7 separate regions of the Mus musculus genome follow, and all the other regions are linked to region 1. Evidence: chromatin loops called from intact Hi-C (ENCODE). Cell type or tissue: heart. All regions are shown on one strand.

Region 1 (4,000 bases):
CTTTCTACAGTTGGAAGGTTTTCTTTATATACTATTCCCACCATGGGGAGCGAAAACGTTAAAAAAAAAAGAAAAAAATCACAAGGAATTGCCCAATGTAAGCAGACTTTGCCTTTTCACAAAGGTGGAGCGTGAATACCAGAAGGACCCAGTATTCGGTTACTTAAATGAAGTCTTCGGTCAGAAATGGCCTTTTTGACACGAGCCTACTGAATGCTGTGTATATATTTATATATAAATATATATATATTGAGTGAACCTTGTGGACTCTTTAATTAGAGTTTTCTTGTATAGTGGCAGAAATAACCTATTTCTGCATTAAAATGTAATGACGTACTTATGCTAAACTTTTTATAAAAGTTTAGTTGTAAACTTAACCCTTTTATACAAAATAAATCAAGTGTGTTTATTGAATGTTGATTGCTTGCTTTATTTCAGACAACCAGTGCTTTGATTTTTTTTATGCTATGTTATAACTGAACCCAAATAAATACCAGTTCAAATTTATGTAGACTGTATTAAGATTATAATAAAATGTGTCTGACATCAATGCCGGGATTCTGAATGGTTTTTGAGGTGTCTTGTGTTTGCTTGGGGCACCTCCTTCTGTTCTCTCACCCCCTCTATCACATGTGTGTCCCGTGGCGGCCCAGTAGACTGAAACATTGTTGCCATTAGGAGGGATGGGGACTGGAAACGCAACACACCTAGCAGTGTGGCTCTGTGCCTGTGCATTGGGACTAGATTTTAAACGGGACTGTAGAAGACTCCCCTTGAGTTCCTAGGTGTGCCCTCTAGAAAGACACCTTTGGAGCAGAGAGAAAAGGGGCTTTGGCTGTCACTGGTCACCCCTGGGGGTTACGCTTTTAAACCTGGCCACGAACTCCAGAAGTCCTTCGTCTCCTCCACCTGTGGCTCACCCAGGCCTGCCTGGGCCAGCTGCTCTCCCAGTTCTGTGGCTATTAAGTGCTCTTCACCCTTGACTGCACTCTGGACCTCAAGGAACGGAGGGAAGGTGCGAGAAAAGCCCCTCCCACTCACCAAAAAAAAAGGTATCACCAACATTTCCATCCAACTCAGAGCCTTGAGGACACCGGGCCGCTAATTTGAATATGCATTCAATAGGTGCTTAGATTTAGTTCCCAAGTTGCAAGTGACTTGGTTGGGAAGGGGTGGTTCTGGAAAGTAGTCCAGGGAAGACAGGCACAGCCTAGAGAAAGGATGGGACAAGAGGTACGAGTATGTGAGTCGCACCTGGTGCCACTTTCTAGGCCAAGCAGGTGTTTGGGTGGCGCCTGCTAGTCTGCCTTGGCTGCGGTGTTTCCTCTCCCCTGACACCGAATCCATCCTGGTGAATGGAGGAGGGGCAGCTTCGGTTCCGGTGGTCCCCGCCTCCTTCCTGCAGGGCGGGGTTGTCCCTAATGAATATACCCGGGATGCACGCTTTGCCCATTACACCTGGGTTGGAGACTGCGCGAGCGAGAGCCCTTGGCAGCCGCCCAATACACTAGTCACCTGTTGCCTACTATAGCCCCTGCATGCACACCGGGCCAACCCAGGTGCGCTCTGCCATCCCACCCACCCTCACCCTTCTGCCCCGCCACACACACACGCACACACACACACACGCACACAAAGCGGGAGAGAAGTATGAGAGAACAAGTTGCTGCCCCAACCCTGCCTGTCCTCAGCTTCACGTCTGCCGGATCTCATTCTCCCCTCGGATGGCTTTGGGGATTTGACCCTGAAGTACAATTGTGCCATCGGAACTGCAGGCCCCTTCGGAGCACCTGTAGGGTCGCTGGACAACCAGCGACACGTGAATGACTTCTAATCAGCCTCAGCCTGGGGGAAAGTGGCTCCTTTGGAGGGGACTTCTAACTGCAGCTGGTCGCGCCGTGGAGGCCGAGCGCCACCTTCTGGCAAATATGAGGATCGCCGCTGGCCTACGGTTCTGCTGTACACAGGCATGGATGCAGGGAGCCGGTGGCCAGCAGCGTTATCCTGACCAAGCCTTCTGAAAATGATTGATGTCATCCCTAAAGACTGCCGCTAGCACGAATATATAAATCCGCTCCACCTCTTTACTGCGTACAACCTATTTGCCAATTAGCATCTTACTAGTTATGCTATCTCCCGCCTACCAGTTTGTGACTGGAAAAATGACTGCACAGTTGTTAGGTCAGAAAGTTTGGCAGCATGCTTCCGCACTTCTGTCCCTAACTTTTTTTTTTCCTTAATTGCTTCATGCCTTTTAACCAGAGCCCCAAGTGTTACTTTATCTCAGTGGTTTTCAACCTGTGGGTCGTGACCTCTTTGGGGTTGAATGACCCTTTCATGAAGTCATATCTTAAATATCCTGCAGATCGGATATTTGCATTATGATTCACAACAGTAGCAAAATTACACTCATGAAGCAGCAACAAGAACAATTTTATGATTGGGGGTTACTACAACGTGAGGAACTGCATAAAAGGGTTGCAACACTGGTAAGGTTACGGACCGCTGCTTTATCGGAATGAAAAATGAACAAAGCCTCCTTACGCGAGACCTTAATGCCAGGTTTGGTTTTTTTTTTCTTCCTCTAAATAAGATGTAGGTCTAGAGGGTTTGTGCACATTTTATCAGTTTCAAAAATTCTTTCAGCTTCTAAATTTGAGTAATTTGAGATTTTTTTAGAAAAAGATTTATTTATTGTACATATGAGTGCACTGTAGCTGTCTTCAGACACACCAGAAACGGGCATCAGATCCCATTACAGATAGTTGTGAGCCACCATGTGGTTGCTGGGAATTGAACTCAAGACCTCTGGTTGAGCAGTCAGTGCTCTTAGCTGCTGAGCCATCTCTCCAGCCTGAATTTTGAGATTTTTAAAATCATAACATTGAGGCAAATTTAAACATTCTCATGCTTCATTTGCTGATATTTTTCACCATGTAAGTTTTAAGTTTCCTTACATTGGTTTATTTATAGTGCTAGTTATCAGACCCAAGGCCTTGATAATACACGGCCGGCACGCACCACCAAGCTACACCCCCAGCCCTTGACCTTACTCTTCTCAGAACGCTTTCTCTGTTCCATTAACAAGCTGTGGTTTCTAAGATAACTCCGTCTCCAGCACGATGCTGGGTTTGTTTCTTTAGTCTGTGGTGATGTCTACTACAGATTCTGCTAATGCAGTACCTTCTTTGTAATTTTGAGAAATAAAGAACTTTTTTTTTTCTCTGCACTGCCCTGCACTTAGAATAATAGTCACACTGGTGTCAAACGATACTGTAGGTTAGTTTGTTCCCAGTGCCCAGTGCTGTCTTAAGATCCTTAAGAGACAGGCAGATGTGTGTCCCTCCATAGTACAGAAGCTGGTCCATACACACTGGTGCAGTCAGTGGACAAACCACTTTAGTCTCTCCGTGCTCCCTGTTGGGAAAGGGCTTCCAGGTTAGAATCTAACAGCAATGACTGTATTATTCTTGCTAGTGAAAAGCTGATATAGAAATTCTTAAATTCAATGATCCTCTGCCCCAGAACTCCTCAGCCTGATTCCCCATGTGTCCTTTAAAGTTCTGATCACAGCCGGGCGTGGTGGCGCAGCACTCCGGAGGCAGAGGCAGGTGGATTTCTGAGTTGGACACCAGCCTGGTCTACAAAGTGAGTTCCAGGACAGCCAGGGCTATACAGAGAAACCCTGTCTCGAAAAAAAACAAAAATAAAAATAAAAAAAGCAATAAATAAATAAGTAAAGTTCTGATCACTTGCTGTTAGAAAGGGGGCTCCAGGCTTGGGTGTCCTCTGGCATTAGACCTACCTGGCACTGCTATTCAAGCAGAACAATGGTGATGGCCTATAGAGGACCTTGGTCTGAAGTCTGAATTAAGCAGAACAATCCAACTGGTATCTAGGTGAGCCTGGAGGTTGTCCTATATAAAACGGGAAGAGGCCAAAAGACCCTGGCCTGAGATCCCAATCAGCCCTGCCTTCTGCCACCCAGGCTGCCCACAGG
Region 2 (4,000 bases), 65 kb after region 1:
ACCCCCACACATAACTTTCACTTTCATAAATTCTTCAAAACAGCCCAGTTTTCTAATTAACTTGCTTTAAATATTTAATTTGAATAAATTAGTTTTATGATCTATTTTATTTAGGGATTCTGCATAGGATTCACTTGGCAAATGTTTCACAGTACGGATGTCACTGCATTATAGCACAGTGCCTAGGTGCATGGGAGTGAGCAGAGTAACCCTAACTCTGATGGCAACAGAGATGACCAAACATAATTTTAATCTAGGATAATAAGATGCTTTCAGTAAAAAGATGAGAAGCAAAATAGTTCATAAGAGACCAAAGTTGCCGGGCAGTGGTAGCGCATGCCTTTAATCCCAGCACTTGGGAGGCAGAGGCAGGCGGATTTATGAGTTCGAGGCCAGACTGGTCTACATAGCGAGTTCCAGGACAGCCAGGAGTATACAGAGAAACCCTGTCTCGGAGAAAAAAAAAAAAAAGAGGGAGAGAGACCAAAGTTGAGCACAGTGTCGACCACCAAAGATCTCAGCCTGATTTCTGGCATCAGGAATCTGTATTTTAAAATGCTCAGATGAAAGTAAATGAGACAAAAGATCTAGGTTTTTGAGGTAGCACTGACTATGACAATATCATAGGTTCCTGCCAACTGATAAGAGATGTTAGGTACAGCAAATGGGAACTCTGAATTCAAAGCTAGTCTATAGTGTTACAGCTTAAAGCAAAACCTTTGCATGTTATCGTAAAGATTTAATCTTTAATTACATCAGCAATGTTGTGATGGTTTGTATAAGCTTTGGGCAGGAAGTGGCACTATTAGAAGGTATGGCCTTGTTGGAGTAGGTGTGTCACTGTGGGTGTGGGCTTAAGACTCTCACCCTAGGTGCCTGGAAGCCAGTATTCCACTAGCAGCCTTCAGATGAAGACGTAGAACTCTCAGCTCCTCCTGCACCATGCGTACCTGGGTGCTGTCATGTTCCCACTTTGATGATAATGGACTGAACCTCTGAACCTGTAGGCCAGCCCCAATTAAATGTTGTCCTTATAAGAGTTGCCTTGGTCATGGTGTTGGTTCACAGCAGTAAAACCCTAACTAAGACAAATGTTTACCATTTTATTTATTTACTTACTTACTTATTGTTTTTTGGGGGGGAGAGGTGTTCTCCCTATGCAACCCTGGCTGCCTTGGAGCTCAGTAGACCAGGCTGTCCTCCATCTCAGAGATAAATCTGCCTCTGCCTCCCCAGTGCAGGGATTAAAAGTGTTGTCCACCAAATTTGGTTCATTTAATATTTTTAAAGCCAAAATATGTAAGCAGACAAAAAAATTCTTTCTTCTTGTTATCTATGAGGTTTTTTTTTTTTTTTCTTCAAAAAAACGAATAGGAGCGAGCTGGAAGATCAGTAGTAGATCACTTACAACACCCCTCTACCCAGATACTCTGTGTGGATGCAAACACACATACATGCAAAAAATCTGCAAGACAAAGGAACTACAAAGCTGAAAATACTACGTCCTATGATTGTGTGCACTTACATGACTACGGTTTCGATTTTCCCTGATGATAAAGGTCCCTATGACGGGAAGACTGCTTACTCATGAATACATATGCACACGGTGAATGCTGGCACATACCTGTAATCTCAGCACTGGCAAGGCAAACGCGTGCAGCTCCTTGGAGCTCACTGGCCGGCCGGCCGAGCCTTCTGGTAAGTTACATGCTACTGAGAAACCTTATCTTCTAGTTAACCAAAAAAGGACAGCTCTCAAAACCACCAAGGAAGACAATGTCTGAGAAATGACATCCAAGGTTAACTCCTAGTCTCCACGTGGCACTCCCACACACAAATGAATGAATGAATGAATGAATGAAACATGAAATGAATAGAAATTCAACCTTCCATTACACTGTCACTCCCCCAGCCCCCATGTTCCTGCTATAGAAATGGGAAAGCAAAAAGTACTTCACTGGGCTCATGGCCAGTCATGCTAGTAAAATTTCCAGTGAGACAGCCCCATCTTGTGGACTTGCTGAATACTGCAGCATTAGTACCTCGCCTCAGATTCAAAATAAGCCCACACTGTTACAGTACACTGGTTTTGTTTTTTCTTGTACAAAAATGTTAAGTTTGTTTGATCTGTAAAGGGATATCCTAAGACTTCTAGGAAATATGGGTCCTTCAATAGTTGAAATTGTTTAAAAATACATGACGTCATTTTCCCATGTTGTAAAATAGTCAACCTGATAAAAATACATTTTCTGTGTATTAAATGTACGTCTACACATTAAAGCATACTTCGAGAAACTGACTTTCCTGTCTGTACTCAATAGTCTTGATAATATACTTCGTTTTCATGTTGATGGTATTTACACAAGACTCTGGAGCATTTACCATTATTTCCTAGTTTTTATCAGCATAAAATGTTGACAATGATACCATGAATGTAAATACTGATAAACTACTTTTTAAATCAATTTTATCCTATCAAAAGCAAAACAGTATCTGGAGGAACCGCTCAGCAGTATAGTGCACACAATGCGCCTTAGACGTCTGGTCCTTAGTCAGTTCCGCCTCTCTGTCTGTGTGTGTCTCTCTCTCCAGATCAGCAAAAGAAAAGCTAGAGGAAAACCTACTTAGAAAAAAACCAGACACTCACTGAACATAAAGGTGTAAAAGCTTAAGCAAAATGCCAAGGAACACCAACAACCTTCAGACATTTTCCACCTCAGACACAATTAGAACTGAATATGTATGTAGAGTTTTCTGTAGTTTGCAAAAGCCTGCATTTTTTTTTTAAAAGCCTGCATTTTTAATAGCTATAATAAATTTATGTTTTAGAAAGTTTGTACCTGGAAAATTTCCTACTGATAACATATTCTAAATATTCATATGCATATCACTGAAAACTGTGTCTTCCTATCACAGACCCACAGCTATCTTCTGCGACTACAGAAGACTGTGTGGGAGAAACTCCAGTGCAGCTCAGAGATCGTAACTCCTGCTCTCCGCTTCCCTTGGTTATGCAGAGCACGGCATGGGATGCTCGGCACAACACCCAGTCCACTGGCTGCCACCTTCAAGAGCAGCTCAGGCACCGTGGTAGGTAGTGCAGTCCTTAGCGTGCACCCAGCACAGGTCTAACTGTAGCAACTGTAAATACCTAACAATCAAACTGACTAGCAGAACAAAATGGAGCCATCTAACTACACATGGCCTTCATTTACTTTATTGATTAACTTTTGGTGTTCTGCCACATGGTTTTGATATGTAGTTCAGGTTGGCCTTAAACTCAGAGCAATCCTCCTGCCTCTACCTCCTGAGTGCTGAGATTACAAGCATGTGCCATCATACCTTGATACATTGACTCTAGTAGGACACAGAATATCATCTGTAAGAACAGACTGTATTGGGAAAGACCTGCAAAAAAGGACTACAACCCACTGCTTCACCAAAGGTTTATAAACATAAGAACCTAGAAACATAAACTTGGTTACGGGCTAAAGAAATGCTGCTGTGATTTTAGTGCGAGCTGCCGAAAGGAAGGAGCCAGCAAACTCTAGGTGAAGTAGGTAGTCCCCAGTTAGTGTAGGGCTTCAGCCCTATACTAAGCTTTACAGTAGGGTAGAGGGATTCACATCAGAACAATGAAAGAAACATTTCCCCTGCATCCAGAGCCAATGAAGCGTCTGGAGGACCCCACTCAAGATAAAGCAGGGCTTCACACCTGCCACCTTGAGGGAGCCACACAAACGCACCATCAGACTTCCTCACTTCAAAAATCTCACTCTGTCCCTTCAATGGGTGTGGAAACAGAAGGAAGTTATAATCTATGGCGTTTACCATCTTAAGGAGGAAACAAAAACTAAAAAATGACCAGAAAAATGAGGCAGGAGACGGGAAGACGGGCCAGGAAAAGAGCAGGTGGAAAGGTCTAAGATCAAGGTGAGAAAGCAGGCCATGCTGGTGATGCCTCAGCTCCCACACAAAGCGGACTCCCACAGATCATTTG
Region 3 (4,000 bases), 1.2 Mb before region 1:
CACTATTCGGAAGGATTAGGACATACATGTAGCCTTGTTGAAGTAGGCATGGCCTGATTGGAGGAAGTGTGTCACTCTGCTCAGGGTGGTGGGCTTTCAGAAGCTCAATCCAGGCCCAGTGGCTCCCTCTCTCTCCCTGCTGCCTGCAGATTCAGATGGAGAACCACCAGCTCCTTCTCCAGCACCATGCTTCCAGTTGTGATAATAATGGGATAACCTCTGAATTTGTAAGCCAGCCTTATTTAAATGCTTTATTTTTATAGAAGTTGCCATGGTCATGGTATCTCTTCAGAGCAATAAAAACTTTAACTGAGATGTACTCAGCATTCTTGGGCTGGTTGTTGGAATGAGAAAGTGACCCCCATTGGCTCCTGTGGCTGAACACTTCGTCTTTAATTGGCAGTGCGGTTTGGGAAGTTTCTGGAACCTTGGAGAGGTGTGGTCTTGCTGGAAGAAGCATGCCATTTGGATACAACCCTGACTACCCATAGTCTCACGTCACTTCTAGTTTGTTCTCACTACTTCCTGTGTGTGTATGATTGACATGGGATCTCTCAGTTTCCTCTTCCTGCTGCCATGACTCCCCATAATTATAAACTCCCTGTAAACTGTCTTGGGTCATGCTTTTTCTCTCTCTCATAGCAACAAAACATAGCTAATACTTTAATTCTACTCTGAATTCTTAGTATATATACACACAGTGATGGCTGTTAGCACCCATAGACTCCAGATCATTTCTGCCCTAAAACGTGCATCGTTAGAGATTAGTGGCACGTACTGAATGGACCAGGTTCTAAATAAAAGCTGGGCTTCATTTCTTATGATGTTTCTGTGATAAAATACTCTGACAAGAGAAACTCAAGTGGGCAGAGGTTTATTTCGACTTGATGTTCAAAAGTATATTCCAGCATGTCAGAGAAGTCAATGTAGTGTGTGCTTAAGGCAACTGGATATATCTAGCCTGGAAGCAAGGAGCAATGAATGCCTGCATTCAGCTCACCCTTCTCCTTTTATACAGTCTTAAGACCTTAAGTGTGACTCCTGCCACCCTTACTAACCCAGTCACCCCCAAGTATGTCAAAAGGCTAAGTAATTCCTCACAGGTATGTATGCCTGGATGCTTGTCCCAAAGAAGAGTCCAGATCTTGTCAAGCTGGCAACAAAAGAGAAAGCTGAAATGCAGAAATGATCATTTTGAAGGTGTTTCCATAACCACCTGGACAGGGGGGCATCTTACTGGTCCTCCTATTTTAAAAACCTTAAGGGGAAGGCTCCCTAGATCATAATTTTCAAATCCTGCCTTCATTAAAAATTAAGGTGAAGTAAAAGAATGATAGAATTCTTCCCCCAAGCAGAAAGCAAACTGAACATAGTCATCGAAGCTGAATGCCTATGGATGTTATGGTTCATAGTGTTTTAAGGAAATCAGGGGACTATGGCAATGGAAGTCCAATGGTGGCCTGAAACCTCCATGAATACAGAAGGAAAGAGGGTAGAAGCTCACTCTCCCCGTATGACAGATAGACAAGCAGGGCTCAGAAGTCCCTACCTGGGAATTGGTGACTGTGGGGGTGCCTTCTCTAAGGAGCAGCACTCTCTTAAACAGCTTGCTGTTGGCTTCCAAGGGTGGACACACAGCTGGGGTTCACCAGCCCCTACTTCTCCTGGCTCTCACTAGGAAGGATTGCCTCTGTTTAACTTTTTTTGGAAGATCAAATCTAAGGCTGGCTCCTTTGGGTCACAGGACTCCTTAGAGCACTTTTCTTTTCAATCCTGAAAACACTTCCCATGAGTCCCCTCTTCTGCCTACCCCTGACCTCCCTCCGTTTGGCTTTGCTTGTTCAGCACAGCAGTATTTATTCCCTGCTGAATGAATCCATTTCCCCTTACCAACACAGGAAACCTGAACTCCTCCTGGACCCCATAGAGAATTTCCTTGGAGAAATCACCAGCTTTGTTCTCAACAGCAGGTGGCACTGTTGCTGTAGGAAACCCTGTGGTTTCCAGGGCCTGGGCCAGCCATGAGATATTTTTACCCAAAAAGAGAAAAGGCCCAATATGAAACAAAAACTTGGCAGAAAAAATTCTGAGAAGAATGCAAGGCTCCTGAAAGACTGTAAATTACCAGCAAGTCCTTACACACTGAACCCCAGCTTCGCCAGACCCCAACCCCCATTCCACTTCAGGCCTTTTGGAAAAGGTAACCATCCCGGCAACCCATAGCTGCTAATGACCCCTCCCCTACGGCAGCACGATTCTGTCCCTTCCCACCAGGCCGGGAGGTTCCCACTCAGGATGATGTGACCAACATGAGAGCAAATGCCCTCTTGTCTCCCTGGCTACTGACCTCAGGGGAGCACAAGGGGACTTTGCTATTGGTGAGCTCTTGCCCAGAACCCCTGCCTCAGTTCTCCTGAGGCTCACATTAGCGAGAAGCTCCCGTTAGGGCTACATCTCCCAGAGATCCAGCTGAGTCCAGGTGTGGGCAATGTGGCCAAGAGGAAAAGCTATTTTTTGCCTTGTGCCCCGTAGCTTGCAAAGCTCAGTCACCTATAGATTGGCTCTTGGCATCCATAGCAACAGTATCTAAGGCTCCTCCCAGGTCTCTATTTACAGCACTGAAACATGAGTGTGTGTGTGTGTGTGTGTGTGTGTGTGTGTGTGTATACAGGTTCAGGTGTGTACCCATGCAAGCAGATGCCAGAGGTAAGGTTCAGGCTTATGTCCCAAGAGCTGCTGTTCCCTCCCCCTTTATTGATAGGAACTCTCCCTGGCCTAGAGCTCTCTAAGCAGGCTAAGCTGGCTGTCTAGTGAATTCTTGGAGGTCTGCTTGTCTCCTATGTACTGCTGGACTTTGAAGCATGACCCACGTGTCTGGCCATACCCCTGTGACAGTTATATATGTCACCTCTCCTACCTTACTCTGAAATGGTCCTTGGGTTTGGCAGGTGTGTGTGTGTGTGTGTGTGTGTGTGTGTGTGTGTGTGTGTGTGTGTGTGTGTGTGTGTTCAATGGAAAGTTGGCACATCATGAAATATATAAACAAAGAGTCAGAGTTTGAGGTGAATAGAAAGGTTGCATACGCCAGTAAAGAGCACACTCAGATGAACACATGACCATAGAACTTAAGTAATTATATATACACCATAAAGAGAGAAAGAAACACACATAAGTTAGGAGAGGTTATCCTGGTTAGCTTTAATTGTCAACTTGAGACAGTCTACAATAAAAGCTTCAATAAAAGAATGACCTTAATCAGATTGGTGTGTGGACATGTCTGTGGGGTTGTCTTACTGTGAGTGGACATAGGAGGTTCCAGTCAGCTGTGGGCAGTACCATTCCAAGTAGGAGGTCCTAAAACTGATAGGAAAGCTGAGTATAGGCTAGCTTCTGTGCGAGCTAACCAGCAGCATTCTCTCTAGTTCAGCTGTACCTCCTTGGCTGTGCAGTGAGTTCCTTGGTTAGAGGTACTGCAGGCAGATCTGTCCCAAGCTCCCTCCTGGTCGTGGCTCACTAATGGACTACGGTCTGGAGTTGTGAGATGAAACAAACCCTGGCTTCCTCACGTTGCTTTTGGTCAGAGTGTTTCTCACAGCAATAGGAAACCAGAACAGAGACTGAGGGAAGCAATGTGATCATTTCACTGTCAGGTGTGTGTGTGTGTGTGTGTGTGTGTGTGTGTGTGTGTGTGTGTGTGTCTAGTCCCTGATAAGGCTAATTATGTGTTGGGGTCAGGATCACAAATACTAGTGGATAGAATAGACTGATAGCTAATCTTGTCAACTCCAGATTTAGACCTACCATGGAGACAAACCTTTGGGCATGTCTAGGAGGGAGTTTCTAACTCGAGTTTCTACAGCCTGAATCCACAGGCTGGAGTGCTAGAGCAAATTCAAAAGGACAAAGTGGGCAGAACATCAGTATTTCTGTCTCCCTACTTCCTGACTGGCTCCAATGTGACTAGCTACCTCAAGTTTCTGCTGTCATGTCCTCCCTTGTG
Region 4 (4,000 bases), 440 kb before region 1:
CCTTCTACACGCTCTTACACCTCTGAGCTTCCTCCTCACCTAACATGGAAGCCACAGAACACAGCAGAAATCCTAGCCAGTGGATCTATGATTTGCCTTCATTTTTAGCACATGATCCACTGGGGTGAGCCTGGACCCTCCTAAGGCATCCCAGCCACCTCATAGCCTTGTCCTACAGTGTGGGGAAACACTGATTATGTGCCTTCCTGGCAAGCTCAGCCTCCACATCTAGATGGAAATAAATCCGTTTACAGCTGAGTGTAGTCATGTTGAAGTACTTTGGCTTTCCCCATCAAAGGCCTCTCAGACAGCATCTCCTTCTGTTGCATTCTGTATTTCTGAACTGCACTAAGAATACCCATGGTTCTAGCTTTCTGCAAGACACATTCTGATCACCTCTTGCACATGTGTATTTATTTAAACCTAGCTATGTCTGAAGAGGTAGAAAGAAAGCCAGCCAATGCCCTGTATTTGCTTGCTGATGCTAACCGACAGGGATAAGCCCCTTTACACAGGCAATGCCCTGGGAAGAGCAGTTAATTTCTCACTTTGAATGACACCAGGGAGATACAGATTTTCAACAAGTCTGCCATCCCTACTAGTTTTCCTGGGACTTAGTGTTTTGTTTTGGTTTTTTTGTTTTTTGTTTTTTTCAATTACAAAACATTGTACAGATCTATACCATCCAGAAAGCCCATTGGTCAGGCCACTCTTTGTTGGAAACTCCCCTTGAGATGAACTTCGTCTCACCCAATCACATTTCACTTCGGCGTCTGCTAGCATATGCCACAGGAGCCCACCCACAGCAATAAACCCCAGAGCCTCAGAGACACACAGCATCTCTCTGAGCGCAGAAAGGAACCTGGGGTATGAGGTATTAATAGCACCCTTCTGGGGTCCCTGTAGATTGTAATAAATGCCCCTGCCATTTGTTTACTGTCTCCAGACAGTGAGGAACATTCAGATAAATGAACTTGGCGCCTGTATGATTTATGAACCCCTTCTGTGTTTAGCAATGTTTAATCAGGAAGTTAGCATATTATGGTGTAAAATCCTTTACACGCATGTACAAACTGAGGGCTGCCATTAACACTCTGGCAGGCTCAGGGGTCAAGGAGCACCCCAGACTCTAGAGCACCAATCCAAAGGTAATAGCAGAAGAAGCCACACGTGGCTGCAAACCTCAGAAGCTAAGGCTGGAAGTTGCCTCCCCCCCCCACCCCCCGCCCCCGCCTTGTTTCTTTTATTTACTTTTTCTCCCCTCTTTAAGTTTCTCCTTTGGGATAGGCAGTGTGATAAGCAATAACACAACACACATACTGTGGTCAAATCTGGGACCCACCAGAGAGCGAGGGATTAGAAGAAGGTAAACCGGGGTCAGCAGAGGTGGTGGAGGTTAGTGTGTTTGGACAAGGCCAGGAGCCTGTGGGGGAAGCAGCATGAGCTATCCCACCTGGAAGAGGAGACAGGGCTCCAGCCCCAGTGCCATAAGCCTGGCTCCAGGAAGTCTAGCCAACATCTGGAATGGATATCAGGAGACACAGGAGGCCTTGCTGGCTGGCCTAGCTACCTTTGTACTTTCCTTGCAAATTGAAAAGCAAAACAGACATCAAGGATATATTTATATAACTGTCTTCAAGTTGCATTTTCTACTCCCATCTGCTGCACATGATAAGTTTCAAGTGTTTTCTAATAAAGGGGAGGGGGGCACGGGTGGATTTGGAGGAAGACTTGGTGTGTGTGCAACCGCCTGAATGCCTGCTCCTTATTTGGTGTGGGGACTGATCTTGGCTTAAGCTTCATTTAAAGACGGTAAAACACTCTCGATATAAAAGCACTGCTCTTAAAAGAAGTTCTGATATTTTGCATGTTATGTTTATTCAAAAATTTGTGTTGGATCACATTAAAGAAAGGACAGACTATCTTCTTAGACCTTTCAACTGCTTCCATTGGTAGGGAGAGGAGAAGAAGCACATATTTTTGTTGTTAAGTCTTTGGAGAGAGATTGTGGAGATGTGGAGGCGTGAGATGGCAGAATGAGATATTTAGAGAAAGAAATATAACACAAGATAGAAATACATCAGGCCAAACCAAGATCATTTAGGTTTGTCTACAGTTAGGTAAGTGCGCGAATCCAGATGTGACTGTGCTGACTAGTCATGGACAAAGCTGGAGTCGCTGTCAGCCAAGTTCACTGCAGAATTGAACACTTGAGTTACCGGCCAGGACCGAAATTAGTCTTTTCTTCTTTCATTTTTCAAACTAATAAGAACAGGGAAGAAAGGACTTGGATGGGGTAAACCTGTGATTTTTCCTTCTATGGTGGAGCCATGCATCCACACTCAAAGAGAATCATAGACTAATAATCATAGATGGGAAGATGGCTTAGTTGGTAAAATGCTAGCGGTCATTTGAATATAATTCATCCCCTGCACTGACATAAATACAGACATGGGAGTGTATGCCTATGATCACAATCCTGGGCAGGCAAATGCAAGAGGATCCTTAGGGCCAGGCAGCACAGCGAAACTGCTGAGCTCCATCTGCAGTGAGAGACCCTGCAACCAAGGAAGAACAGATGATGTCACTAACTCAGGACACACACACACACATGTGCACCCCATACACTTGTGTGTGTGTGTGTGTGTGTGAGAGAGAGAGAGAGAGAGAGAGAGAGAGAGAGAGAGAGAGAGAGAGAGAGAGAGAGAGAGAGAGAAGGAGCACTATCCTGGATAATTGAGAATTTGTCAAAACATAGCTCTTAAACAAAGATCTAGACATGTGGAGTTAAAGTGTTCTCTGTGCCTCCTGGTTAGCACTCTGAGGACAGTCTATCTTGAGAAGAAGCAGAGTGTTCAGGCCATTTATTGATCAGTCCCCAAGATGTTTCCTTCTGGTCTTTTTTTTTTTTTTTTTTTTTGGCATCAAAATGAAGATGAGCTATGCTGATCCAGAAACACCATGGTCCCTATTAACATGCTGGACACAGAATGGGCCAGGAACACGCACTAGAGTTCTCAGAACACAGCTGGCCACAGCCCCAGACAGGGGTGGAAGGATCAAGGCCTTGAAACAAGATAGACGGAGGTCATCTCTGGTCTCCACCACTTACTGCCCTGAGAGCTACATAAGCTTTTTAATTTTTGATGACCTCATCTGAAAATTAAGCTCAATAATAAGGAGGCCATGGTGTTAACATGCGTATAATGTTAATTGTGCCCTTCTGGGCAGACTTCATATATGATATATAATTTCCCTATGGTCCCGCCTCTAGTTAAGTGAGTTATATATGCACCCCCTACCTACCCCATGTGGACATCTACACATAACCTCAGCAACTGTCCCCTTCAGAGGACTTTTCATCAAAACTTGATACACACAAGTCACTCCAAGCTAGCAGGGTCTGTGTTACTCTTACTTGGAGCAGTCCTTTCATCTGGAGGAAGTAGTCACTGAGTTTTTCCCACACCTGTTATGTAGCCTATGTTTTAGGAGCCTTTCTCATTTGACTGAAGTAGGCACATTTTCCTTCTATATGGGAACAGGACATCTGGACTCCTGCACCAAATACCCCTCTTTCTCTACAGCCCTCCACATTTGTTGTCATATGTTACAGCCCTCACTTGGGCAGTTAAGACCTGATGGCAGACTGAAGGTAGCACCTGAAGTAAAGACCGAAGTCTATAGGAACAATGTATAGCCTACCAACCGAAGAGGCCAAGCTACATGTTAGCACAGCATGTCTAAATGTGGGAACTGCTATTTTTGGGTCGCATAGAATATTTTACTGAAGTAATGTGTGCTTTAACTAAAACCATGAGCTGCATTCCTCTGAGCTAGAGTATGGAATGCTGTGCCTCAGCTTCTCACTATAATAAGAAAGGAAGTGCTGAGTCTCAGAGACAGGGCTGTCTGTCCAGAGTTCTCTTCTCTGCAATGCAAACCTCAGAGTCTAACAAAGCCAGTGGCTTCAAAGAGATCACTGGAGTCCTGATTTATT
Region 5 (4,000 bases), 1.3 Mb before region 1:
GGAAAAGATACCACACACTGTTTTCCCAGTGCTGCCCATGTTCAGAGCTAATGCGCTGTCCTGCTTGCAGCCGTAGGGCCCCAAGCCAGGAGCCACGTTGCCTGACTGAGAATGCTGTTTTTTCCACTGTGGTTCCTAACTTGGCCTTGCTGCCTCCTTTTGTTCAAACATCTCCTAGAGGCCTCTTTCTATAGTGGCAAAGAGGGAGAGAGAGAGAGAGAGAGCTGCTGGAGCCTGTCCTGAGCCACCGAGAGGCATGGCTATAGGTGGGTCCTCAGCCCTCCTGTATGACCATGAGGACACTGTAGCTGAAGAGAAGCAATCAGGTGCCCAGACCACATGGTGGATCTGTCCTGAGTATCAGTGACCCTTTCCCTTTTTGCTTCTTGGAATAAGTCAGGGGTGTGAATGCTCTCCTGAGAGCCCATGATCTTTAGCTGACTGGGAGAATGTCTATTTGACTTAGCAGTAGCCCTACCCACGTGGGATGTTCCCATATTGAGACTGTGTGGAGTGGACTCGTCTTTGGAAGGTGGATTGCTGTACTTCTCCTGGGTCTTTGTGGAAGGTGCCTTTCATTCTTTCTAGCCTGGATAAGTTATTTGAGACTAGCCTTCTTTTCTTGGGAGGGTTTCCCAATCGCCGATACACATGGATACTTCTTCTTAATTAGCTGGAGAAATTAATTGAAGCCCTGTTCACACGTCTGCGGGGCATTTGTTCCCAGCCGGGATCCCACCCAGCTGTCTGACCTTGGCAAGCATCTGCTTGCCTGGATGCCTGCAGTTCCCCGGGGATGGCTGTAAAGCATTGGCCCAGATGTTCTCCTAGGTCCAGGAGCACTTCTAGAAGATTTCTAGAAGAATCAATAGTACAGAATGACCTACGGATACGGCCATTTGTGTGAACTTTCCCGAGGAAAAGGTGTGCTTTCACTCTGAAGGGTGGCTGTTCTCCAAGGCTGCATGGGGAGAAGTGAGCTTTGGGGAGGCCGCTGCAGCTTCACAGCTAACACTTGACATACTTGTGAAAGCTCAAAGGACCTCTTATCAATTGAGCAGAACTGTGGAAGGCTTGCTCTAGAGCAGTGGCTCTCAACCTGCATGACCCCTTTAGGGGGTAGAATGACTGTTTCATATCAGACCTCCTGTATACCAGATATTTACATTGTAACTCATAACAGCAAAATTACAGTTACAAAGTAGCAACAAAAAACGACTTTGTAGTTGGAGGGTTTCAGCATAAGGGAGGTTGAGAGCCACCACTCTCAGATTATAAGCTAGATTCAGTGTTACAGGGAAGAGTGAGTTTCCTGCCAGGCTGAAGTCATGTGTCAGTTCGTGTTTGATTGTGTACGAGACTCCTGATGCGGGTAGTAGAGCAGACAGGAGTATATCCATTAAACTTTGCTCATAGGTAGGTATTGAGTATCATATGGATTATAAATGCAGTTCTCATAGCCAGCGGAAAGGTGTATGGTCTACTTCCACCTGATGTGGGCAAGCATAATCCACAGTCTCACAGGGTACATGTGGAAGCTGAACTTTGACCTTAGAAGTCTGCAGAAAATTAAGAGTGTGTGACCTTGATCTCCAGTGGAAAGAACTAGGATCAAAGACAAGAGCAGGTTGATTTTTGAGGTGGGGTCTACTGTGTTGGAAATGTACAGTGTAGTGGGCCCTGTGCTTGCAGAAGCCAGCGGGTTGTTAATCTGGGAGATTAGAAGGCCAGTGTCCAATCAGGACTTGAAATGGCATGAGACACCTTGGGCTGTATAGAAACGTAGAACAAACTCAGGCTCTGAGCTCACCTGGTTGACATCCGCACGCTGGAGAGCTGTCCAAAGCAAGCTTCTTGCTTGTCACACAGTGTTTTCACTTCTGGTACCTTCTGGAAGGTTCCCCAGGGTATTTTCATTGCCATTCACTCTTGCCCAGTTTCACCTATGGTGGAGGTCAGAGTTCAGCACAGGTTTATGAGAGCAATGAAGTGGTGTGGTTGTCACAGGCAAGAGGTGTTATTCCTGAGTGGCCTGAGAAGGCTTCCGTGACTGCAGCAGCTCCTGTGGGTGTTGAGAACTTCCCAGCAAGCTTGTGTGGAAGGGTGTGGTAACGTGGGCTTTGGGGGGGGGTCTTATTCTTGGGCCCACCCAGCTTGCCAACTGAGGTGGGTGTATTACTTATTTTCTGTTCCTGTGTTAAAACATCATGGCGGAGGCAACTTAAAGAAGAGAGTTAATTTTAGTTTATGGTTCCAGAGGGATACGAGTCCGTGATGCACAGCAGCAAGTGGCAGACTTGATGGTCAGGGCAGGGCAGGAAGCTCCCATCCTCAGCAGCAAGCAGGAAACAGAGAAAGTGAAATGAAGAAGTTATGAAGCTTTAAATAACCAAAGCCATGTCTAGTGACATATTTCCTCCAGCAGGGCCACCCCAAACAGCTCCACCAACTGGGGACCAATTGTTCAACTTCCTGGGCCTATGAAGGGCATTCTTATTCAAACCTCCAACATGGGGCAACTGGGAAAGCTCTCAGAGTCTGGCATGGATGGAGCTGGCTAGTCAGCTGGGCTGTTGATATCTAACCAAAGACTGTAAGCATTTCATGCACTGCTATACTTCTGGGAGATTGTGTTAAGCTATCAAAGAACCAGTTTACATGTAATCTGTGGGTCAAGGCGTGCTTGGTTTTGGATGGTAGCACAACGGGAGGTGTTTTGGAGGAAGGAGCTGTGTGATACATCAAACTAGGATGTCCCCTGACCTCCTGGACAGATGGCTCATCTCATAATGTGACTCTGTTACTTGGCCAGTTTCCTGAGTAGCTCAGAAATTCTGTTCTTACATGTATGTACGTATGTATTCATGCATGCATTGTCACATGTGCATGGGCGAGTGCACACACACACACACACACACACACACACACACACACACACACACACATCCATCATGGGCTCCCTGCACTTCATGTAAAGGTGACTTCCTTTCTAGCATCAACCATTGAATTTCTGTATCATTTCCCTGAGCCCCATCACACCCTCCTCAGTGAATCTGCCCTCATTCCCTGAAGGAAGAAGCCAGCCTGCTGTCGGGGTCAGCCACTATATGAGAGTACTCACATGACCGTGGGTAGAGGAGGGGTTTCCTGTCACAGAAATAAATGTTCAGAGCTTGGGATCTCTAGCCCCCCTTCATACATTTCCACTCTTTTGGGGGGGTTGAGACAGGGTTTCTCTGTTTAGTGTGGCTGTCCTGGAATTCATTCTGTAGACCTCTTAACAGGAACACAGGAAGCCAGCACCCACACTGAATTTTCATGTGATACTTTGTATCTGCCTCTGCTGTCCCTCAACATTCTGTCTACTCACTCCTGCTCAGACAGCACCAGCAACTCCATGGCCTGATGGGGGGCCTCTGGGAGGCTTGGTTGAGCAGCCTGTCCTCCAAGGAGATCTCTCAGTAGCTGCCGACTGGGACCCTTCTGCTGCCATCTTTTGTCAAGACCAGACTCAGATGATCTGCCCACAGATAACTTCTGGAGCACCACTAATGTGTCTTTACTTCTCCCGACATAGGCATTTTGCAGAGAAAAAAAAAAAAAAAAACGGAGGTGCACAGAGAAGAACGAGGCAAGACTACAGAGTCAAGGCTCAGGCCTAGGGCCTGGCTCTCTAGGCCCAGGCTTCCCTGGGCTTAGGTCTCCCTAGCCTTACATTGCCTTAGGCCCAGCCCCTACCTTCCCTTCTCCTCTGAGGTAGATTTTTTCCCATTAGGCACTTCTGTAGCAACTTTCCCTCAGAACCCACAGTTGCATTTATCTAATCTATTTTACTGATCTGTGTATCTTGTTTTCTCTGCTAAGCATCAGCTCTACAAAGGCAGGAACTTACTCATTTGGGAACTCTGCCCCACCCACCCCACAGGTGCCTTGCACTCTTCCCGTTCTTCCTGAATGAACTGCCATGAACGGATTGACAGCATTCGGAGTGTCTAGCCCT
Region 6 (4,000 bases), 540 kb before region 1:
CTCCCCCCCCCCCAACACACACACATCATCTGAAGAGGCCAGCTCAGCCAACGAGCCATGATGACCATGTCCCTTCTCCCTCATATCTGACTTATAGAGCTTAATAGTCTTGCATCCACTGTTTCTGTGAGTTTTGCCTCTAGTTTCTTTTTTTGTTGGAGAGGACGAGGTTTTATACCTTCCCTGACATCATTTTCCTATACCATCCCATTCCACCAATATTTAGATTTCTTTTTACCTCCTTTGGGTTTCCCTCCCTTGACCTGAGTCATACAACATCCTGATTCGTTCAAAACAACCAAGAACTGTCTACTTTAAAGTTAAAATGCCATCTTTACCTGGAGTTAGAGTCACCACACACCTAGCCCTTTACCCATGCTTGCTTTGAGACCTGGAAGAATCCATCTGACCTCTCTCCCTAAAGCTAAGTTTCCTTATGAGCAGTCCTAGTAGCAATGTTCATCATCAACCCAGCCTTCTTCTAGGATGCTCAACTTCCTGATACACACATCCCTTACTTGCTTTTCCCATCATGTTCTCTTGTGGTTTCTTCATGTAGCACATCTGAGATGCCCTTTCTCCTTTCGCTGACCTGGGAAAGGTAAGGGATCTGTTTTCTTTGTAGTTGTGTCTCCACACAATCTCACTAATAGCTCTCTCTCCCATCTTCCTCAAGATCTACCCAAAACATATCCCCAAAGCTAAAAGTACATCTGTCTCTGAAGATTTTGCTTCCATGTGGATCCCAGAGTTTGACAGATTGATGATGTCACATACAGAATAATTATGATACAGTCATAAATGCACTGAGGAGATTTCCATGCCATGTCATAAAATTGAGCCATGGAAACAAAGAAATATGGCAAAGCATGATATTCCTGATTGTTCCTGTGATGCACAATCCACACCTTGAGAATGGTTCATTTTGGGACAAGCCATTCATCTACTGCACACAATCAGGCAACTCTGAGTAATGCCATGTTCCAGGAGCCAAGGATGCAAACAAATGCTCCCTCTGAGGAGGTATGGCATGACTGCCCTGTATTGTTTCACTCAAGTCACTGAGGTATCAATGTAGCTACTGGAAAATGGCTAAGACAGTCAGTATGACCATAAAGTGATAGCTAAACAAATAAGCATTAAAAGGTCTGAGGAGATGACTCAGTGGATAAGCATGAAGAAAATGTGTGGAACTTAATTCAGCTCCCCAGCACCCACATAGGTGGGCTGTGTTTGTGTGGGAGGGAGGTGGGGCTGCCTGTGTGGCATCACCAGCACTTGGGAGGCAGACAGGAGATTCTTATAGCAAGCTGGCTAGCCAGACAAGTCTAATGCATGGACTCTGGGTTCCAGTGAGCAATCCCACCGCAATATATAAGGTGGACAATAATTGAAGATAGCTGACATCAACCTCTTACCTCCTAATGATCCTAACATACATGTGAACCAACACGTGTAAAAATGCACACATGCATGCACACACAAAATCATATGCAAAGTTACATGGGAAAAATTAGAAGACTTTTTTTTAAAAAGAAGTGGTACATAAAAGAGTCAGCATTTGAACCTGGACTGGTCAGGACTGGCTAGTTGTACACATGAATAATGACATCAGAGGCAACAGAAAGGAAATAAAAATTACTCAGTTCTTTCCAGATCTGCTAACCTCCTGAAACAACACTCTCCACAAGGTGTCCCTGTGGTGTGAGGACACTCAAGCGACATGGTAACTGTACTTTCATCTGCTTAGGTCCTATTTAGGTTAATTTAATGTCTAAACCAGATCACTCAGTTCCAGGCTTTGGCTTCTTCCCATATCCCTGAAAATTGCATTTAATAAATTGTAGCCCTTGAGTGTCCCCCTGCTGCCCATTTAGTTGCTGTAGCTGCATGAACACATTCCTCGTTGGATATTTGTTATATTCTCCACACTAGCTGCTTCAGACCTTATCTAGGAATAACAAGCTCACACGTTAACATGCTGTTTACTGGGAGGGGAAGGTCTGCCTTTGTCCCCTGAGTAGCTTTTCACATTGGGGTGTTCTTTTCCCATTAAAATAGTCCATATCTCTCTCTGTGTGAGGGGTATGGTAGAGAGTCAAGGGAATCGGGTTCTCTGGTTCAGTTCTTAACTGGTCCTTGCTGGGCTTGTGACTCGAACCCATTCAATTACTTGCCTCATGTGCTTTTTTAAGTGTGTGTGTGTGTGTGTGTGTGTGTGTGTGTGTGTGTGTGTGTGTGTGTGTAAAAGAACAACTTGTGGGAGTGGGTTGACATTTCATCTTGTTGGGGAAGGGTCTCTGGCCTGTGCCCATAAACTTCCTATCTCCGTAGGACAATTCAGGCTGTGATTCAGGAACAACTTAATGGACAATTCCAAAGAGTAAGTGGAAGAAAAAAAAATCTCATCTTATTGGAGAGTTTCTTTCCATGGAGAATCCTGTGTGTTTACCAATACTGGGAGTTTTTCATTTAGGATTTAGCAGTGGAACTTCCATCAGCCCCTCTCGCATTCCCAGAGTTGGAGCTGGTGATTTAATTATTAATCCTAACCTGGGGCTATCTAACAACCTTATTCCCTATTCCCCACAGACCCATCAGTAAACTGAAATTTGAAGATTTCAATGAGGAGAGAGAGAGAGAGAGAGAGAGAGAGAGAGAGAGAGAGAGAGAGAGAGAGAGAGAGAGACTACAATACCACTGTCCTTAAGACTGTGGCCTTTCAATGTTGATGTGAAATGTGTGGCAACATAGATGTGTGAGGGGTCTGGATAGGGCCAGGACACTTAGCCAGATTCTTCACTGAGAGCCCACTCTGTTATGAATTCAAATCTGAAATAGTCTCCCCAGGCTCAGGTTTTATGCATTTCTACCATAGCTTATAGTATTCATCTCAGAGACTATGTGGCTTTTCAAATGCAGGGCCTAACTAGTGGTCAATAGTGGAAGCCTGTGAAAAGAGTCTCACTCCTATCAGTTTCTCTGATTCCTGGTCAGATATAATGTAAACATCTCTGTCACAGAAAACTGCAGCTGAGAACACTGCTCTACCTGCTCTGTCAGAAGAGACTGAAACTCTGAAACCAAGAACAAAAGCACATCTTTCCCCCTTTGAGTTGTTTCTATCAAGTTTTGATTGCAATGATCTGAGAGTAACACACAGGAAAGAAATTACAGAAAAAAATGAGATTGTTGCTTTGGTTAAAGGCCAACCATGTGATTCCTAGACATGTATTTCACAAGGACTGTGGAAGAGATTTTGAGACAGAGGCTAGAGAAGCCCTGGAAATCTATAAATAGAATTTAGTGGGTGCTTTGGGCTGGAATCCAAAAGATCAAAATATTAATAGGAATATAGACAGTGCCAGCTAGGCTCATATAGTTTCAAATGGAAACAAGAATTCTGGTAGGAATTGGATTAGAGGGGATTCATGTTCCATTCTGGCAAAAGTTTAACGTATGTCTTGAAATTTGAGTATGGCTTAAGAATGAAATATAATGGACTGATTAAGTGAGTAGGGGGATATTCAAGACAGCATAGTGTTCAGACTGCAGCATGATTGTTGCAAGCTCTGTTTAACCAGATATACAAAGAGAAAAGGAAACAAAAAGCTGAGCTCAAGGCTATGTAGAAGAAGGCAGTCTGGGCTGAAAAGAGCAGTGGTTAAAGGCACAGACAAGGGCATCAAAGCTTAAGTGGATCAACACTTCTAAAAAGAAATTGTAAGATTTGCAGCAGAGTAAGCAGGAAGTCTGGGGTATTTCAGGAGCTGAGGGAGAATATCTGTCCAAGATTCATAGGGTAAAACTACAAATGCATTTCAAATACTTTCCTTTAAAAAGAGCCACAGCGTTGCCTTGCAAAACCAAAGAATCCTAGGGAAATATTTTCCCAGGTTTAAGCAGACAGTCATTGCAACTTTAGCCCAAAGGCTTAACAGTTGTTTAAGCTGGTAGCAGAACATTGCTTAATCTTCATGATGCTGGGTAATAAGCATGC
Region 7 (4,000 bases), 770 kb before region 1:
CTTTTCCTTTGGAGTTTTAGAGAGAGAAGGAATAAATAGGAGGAGGCACACCAGAGAAGGTCAAAAAATAATGGCTTGGCTATAGTTTACTTCCTTCTGTAAGCTGGTACTTGGATGACTTTCCTGTTTGGCCCAAGCCTCTCCGTGTGCATCTGTGGTGAGAGGTGGGAGAGGACTGTTATTCATTGGAACCAGGAAAGACAAATTCACCTTCTCATGTTTCAGAGTAAAATGGAAAAGATCAAGATCTATATAAAATATATGATATAAAATATATCAGCTACTTATATACTCCGTATAAACAGGTCAGAAGATAGCAATGTCAAATCTCCAACAGTGGAAATAAAATATATAACTGACCAAAAAAGTAAGAATAGAAAAACCTGTCTCTAAATGACCAAAATAGAAGGTGTTCAATCCCATGAGAAATATAGTCAGCAAGATGGCATCTTCTCTTCCTAGAATGTGCGGACACTGTGGCGCATTTCCTCTCATCGTCTCTGCAGGTAGATAAGTGAGGCATCTGCACACAGGACTTCGAGTTGCCAGTGTGCAAATCAGCTTCACATGCACTGAGGCTATTGGCCAAGAAATATTCCAAGTACTGATAGTCCCTGAAGGGGGAATTCAAACTCTACCCTGTGATTGCCATTTGTGTGAGACAAGACTCAAATTTAGACCAATGGAGAAAGAGTTAACTGAGTGTTGGCCCATCTGTTGATCTACTTAGCTGTGTATTAGAAATATTGCTGACAATAACCACAGAATGGAGACACATCAAATCGTTTGGTGAAGTTAACACTGACTCATGGGCCAAAGATAGTTCAAAGACTGTATTTGTCTACGTCTTTGAATTTTTTATACTAAGCAAGTCTTGCTTTTATGAACTGAAAAACAATCAGACTTAGGAATGACATGAACTGCTTCAGAGGAGAGCATGCAAGGTTTGGTCTAGAAAGACCCAGAACAGTGTTGTTCTGAGTCTCTGTCACCTGTTGGGCGATGTTGGTCTTCTGCAGTATGCATTCTTATATCTCTTAAACAGCGCAGGTATTTACAGGGGTGCAGTGAAGACTGGAATTTAACGTTTCTCATGCATAACTCAAGCTCATTTTCATCACCCACAATCCATCTAAATGGTACCCAGCAATGTGATAGAAGACCCGAGTAAATTCTTGTTCAGCTTCATTAACTCCATGAGAAAGCCTCTATGTGTATCCCCCACCTGGTGTGGGTCAAGTCAATAGAAGGCTGCCCAGCCTTTTGAACAAAGATATGCTCCCGTGTGCACTCTTGGGATTCTCCCATGCATCTGTTAGAAAGGATGGGGAGTATAAGTCTGCCAAAAACCTCACCATCTACAGTACCAACCTGAGTTACTCAGAAAAAAATTTAAAGTGGATAGTGTTTGTAAGCTCACCCCCACCTGGAGTCCCCCGGGGGCACTGAGTTGGAGAAGTGGGGCTGAGCTGTAAGAGCAAGACTGAGAATCATGGCAGCCCCTCTGACTGCATACCACACAGCGACTCCCCAGGATGCAAAGGCAGCAACCAAACAGCACAAATTGGAAAGAGGAAAAAAAGTGTGAAATCTGCTCTGGGCCATCAGAGGAGGCTGATGTAATCCGGGTTGACTCCAGGGACAGTAATGGTGCCAGCTATGGAGGCCACATGGCTTCTAATGAGGCCAGGCCCAGTTGCAGCTCAGAAGAGTGGGTGAGCAAGCCAAATCTCACCCAAGGACAGAAGCAGCCCTGACAGCTGGTGAGTGAATTAACTTCAGGCAAACCAAGTGGACCCAGGTGGTGGGACATTTCGAATCTTTCCCTTCTGGTGGAAACAGAACAAAACATTGCATGGAACACAGCCACCATGGCCTTTTTTAAAATTTTTCCTTTGATTTCTTCTGACAGATTTCTTGGAGGAGGGGGCAAATAAGAGGGAATAGCTCTAAGACCCACCCGGACAGACATCAGTGACATGGCAGTGCTAAAGGTTGCTTAGAAAGGGCTATTTGAGAGATGGAGCATCCCTACTGAGTGAGATCAAGGCAGTGTCCAACATGGTTGAAGGACACCTTGTCAGATGACTTAACTCTTGAGGAGAAGGACCGCCATGGATGGTAATCAGTGCTCCTAAATTGCTGACCCCAGGCATTTGCACAGACGACTTTTTTCCCCTCCATTTTCATAACTAAATGGCTGTCTTCCCTCCCTGAGCTTCTCACCCTAGAAGTGCCCTGCAGGGGCTGCCATTCTTAAGTTGGGTAGACACCTACTTCCTACAGAATTCAGCCAATAGGCTGAGCCTGGTAGTTTGAAAGCCATCCTGCCACCTGGTGGTTGTATCCCTAAATTGCAAGGGCAGGTCTCTAAAGACGTGAATTTATAAAATAAAAAACATTAAACCATTTTGACAAATGTCAGAGAGACATGAGCATTTCAAAAGGATGGGCAAAATAAAAAATAAGCATATGTTGTGAAAGAAAATAGCCTCACTGATGAGAAAGAGACCAAATCAAACGTGAGTGGGCAGACAGGAAACACAGAAAGCGAACACAGCACTGGGTGTGGGCAAGAGACACCCAGCCCCCCTGATTCTGGTTATTCCAGGAAGATCTGTCACATTGCCGAGGCTGAGGTTAGCATGGTTCCTACACAGCCTGAGGAGGCAAAAGGTTATGACAGCATTTTGGGCCTCTGCATGATAGATAGTACAGAGACCTCTTTATTAGAATGTCAGTACGCCTAGTTTCCTTTTATTTCTTTATCTCACATTTATTTGTTTATCTTTTTTTTCTGTCACCAGTTGTGCCCTGTGTTTAGATCACAGACTGCACATGCAAGTCAAAGTCACCAGGGAGAGGCAAAAGAAAACTAAGTGAGAAAATGCCCAGAGAATCCAGAGCAGCAACAGAGCAAGCCTAAGCTTCGATGAGAACAGGGATAGCCCAGCTCACTTCCAGGGCAGGTCTCACAGGAAGCAGCATCTTACCAACAGTGTCTTGATGGCGGCAAGGGGAGGGGAGGAATAACAGGATGGAACAGGAACATGGTGAGAAAGTGGGATGAGACATCGATTGTTAAAGCAGAGAGAATATAAAATAAAGGGAGTTAGAGCAGGGCAAACAGCAAAATAGAGTGGTGTACGCTTTTAGTGCCTGCATTTGTCAGGCAGAGGCAGGAGAAACTCTGAGTTTGACGAAAGCTTGGTGTCCATCACAAGTTTCAGAATGGGAAGAGTAAGCACTTAAAACTCCAGACTCCGGAAGGGGAGGCAAGTAGGCTGACCACTGGAGGTCACTGGTCGGCCATCCTAGTCTACTTGGCAGGCTGTGAGAGACCCTGTCCCAAAACAGTCAGGGGTCAGGAATTAGAGGACACTTGATAAAGGACACAACTCACTCACATGAAAACACATGCACACGTACACACATGAGAAGGGGTCCATCCTTGAAAATGCCAGAAAGAAAATATTTCACGTAGAGAGGGGGCTGAGGCCTGCAAAGGCTCACAGTAACCAAAGGACACAGGGACTTTGAAGTTCACCCTGACAAATCTGGAATCTCACTGGAGAATTTTAAACAAGAGAGCATCAGCTACCTGGAACACACAGATAACGACTGTAAAGATCACTCCTGGGGCCCTGAGAATTTCAGAGGCTCTGACTGTAAAACCCAGAGAGGCCTTCTGAAAAGCCACTGTGGCTCTTCAGGAGGAAGGCATCTCCAGAGCTCTTCAATGCCAGGCATCTACCATTGGTTTGGGGCATTTAGCTAACATATGCAGGTCATGTGAGGGGTTCCCATGGTACACACAAATGCTGGTGAAAACCTGAAGTTGACTTTCTGACTTCCTGGTGACCATTTTAGCACCATCACAATGAAAAGACACAATGCAATCCATTTGGGGATAATCACTATAGAGTGTTTTAATCCCCTAGGCATGAGGTCTGTGGTTGCCCATCACAGATTTCAACTCCTATTTTTTTCTCTTATCTCT

The links. Hi-C counts contacts between places; a loop is a spot of excess contacts. Peaks named below come from ENCODE experiments on the same cell type or tissue, not always from the same donor. Only the 100,000 strongest peaks of a DNase experiment are listed, where the experiment ranks them.
Region 2: it touches region 1 in a loop (4-fold over the local background); 5 of 42 quality-filtered maps call a loop at or near these places.
Region 3: it touches region 1 in a loop (14-fold over the local background); 17 of 42 quality-filtered maps call a loop at or near these places.
Region 4: a loop joins it to region 1, with 2.3 times the contacts of the local background. A loop is called at or near these places in 2 of 42 quality-filtered maps.
Region 5: a loop joins it to region 1, with 2.6 times the contacts of the local background. A loop is called at or near these places in 3 of 42 quality-filtered maps.
Region 6: it touches region 1 in a loop (4-fold over the local background); 3 of 42 quality-filtered maps call a loop at or near these places.
Region 7: a loop joins it to region 1, with 7 times the contacts of the local background. A loop is called at or near these places in 20 of 42 quality-filtered maps.

The regions. Positions count from the first base shown.
Region 1 is chr12:25,090,349-25,094,348 of GRCm38, reverse strand. It overlaps Id2 (inhibitor of DNA binding 2), which reads left to right. Exons shown (of 3, transcript NM_010496.3): 3 at 1-550. Among named protein-coding and RNA genes, the nearest start is that of Id2, 3.7 kb to the left of the region's middle. In heart, a CTCF peak has its summit at 1,920 (motif pointing left); DNase peaks (open chromatin) are centred at 1,408 and 1,878; H3K4me3 peaks cover 2,194 bases; H3K27ac peaks cover 2,792 bases.
Region 2 is chr12:25,025,537-25,029,536 of GRCm38, reverse strand. All of the region lies in intron 22 of Kidins220 (kinase D-interacting substrate 220), which reads right to left. Among named protein-coding and RNA genes, the nearest start is that of Gm36236, 52 kb to the right of the region's middle. In heart, a CTCF peak has its summit at 2,014 (motif pointing left); no DNase peak of the experiment used is centred here; H3K27ac peaks cover 408 bases.
Region 3 is chr12:26,275,441-26,279,440 of GRCm38, reverse strand. No RefSeq gene overlaps it. Among named protein-coding and RNA genes, the nearest start is that of Gm29968, 25 kb to the right of the region's middle. In heart, a CTCF peak has its summit at 1,966 (motif pointing right); no DNase peak of the experiment used is centred here; H3K27ac peaks cover 254 bases.
Region 4 is chr12:25,531,610-25,535,609 of GRCm38, reverse strand. No RefSeq gene overlaps it. Among named protein-coding and RNA genes, the nearest start is that of Gm36886, 59 kb to the right of the region's middle. In heart, no CTCF peak of the experiment used is centred here; a DNase peak (open chromatin) is centred at 1,509; H3K27ac peaks cover 1,660 bases.
Region 5 is chr12:26,409,045-26,413,044 of GRCm38, reverse strand. All of the region lies in intron 1 of Rnf144a (ring finger protein 144A), which reads left to right. Among named protein-coding and RNA genes, the nearest start is that of Mir6538, 4.0 kb to the left of the region's middle. In heart, a CTCF peak has its summit at 2,424; DNase peaks (open chromatin) are centred at 64 and 784; H3K27ac peaks cover 223 bases.
Region 6 is chr12:25,625,434-25,629,433 of GRCm38, reverse strand. No RefSeq gene overlaps it. Among named protein-coding and RNA genes, the nearest start is that of Gm36886, 150 kb to the right of the region's middle. In heart, a CTCF peak has its summit at 1,690; no DNase peak of the experiment used is centred here; H3K27ac peaks cover 209 bases.
Region 7 is chr12:25,862,905-25,866,904 of GRCm38, reverse strand. No RefSeq gene overlaps it. Among named protein-coding and RNA genes, the nearest start is that of Gm29835, 110 kb to the left of the region's middle. In heart, a CTCF peak has its summit at 2,346 (motif pointing left); a DNase peak (open chromatin) is centred at 1,614.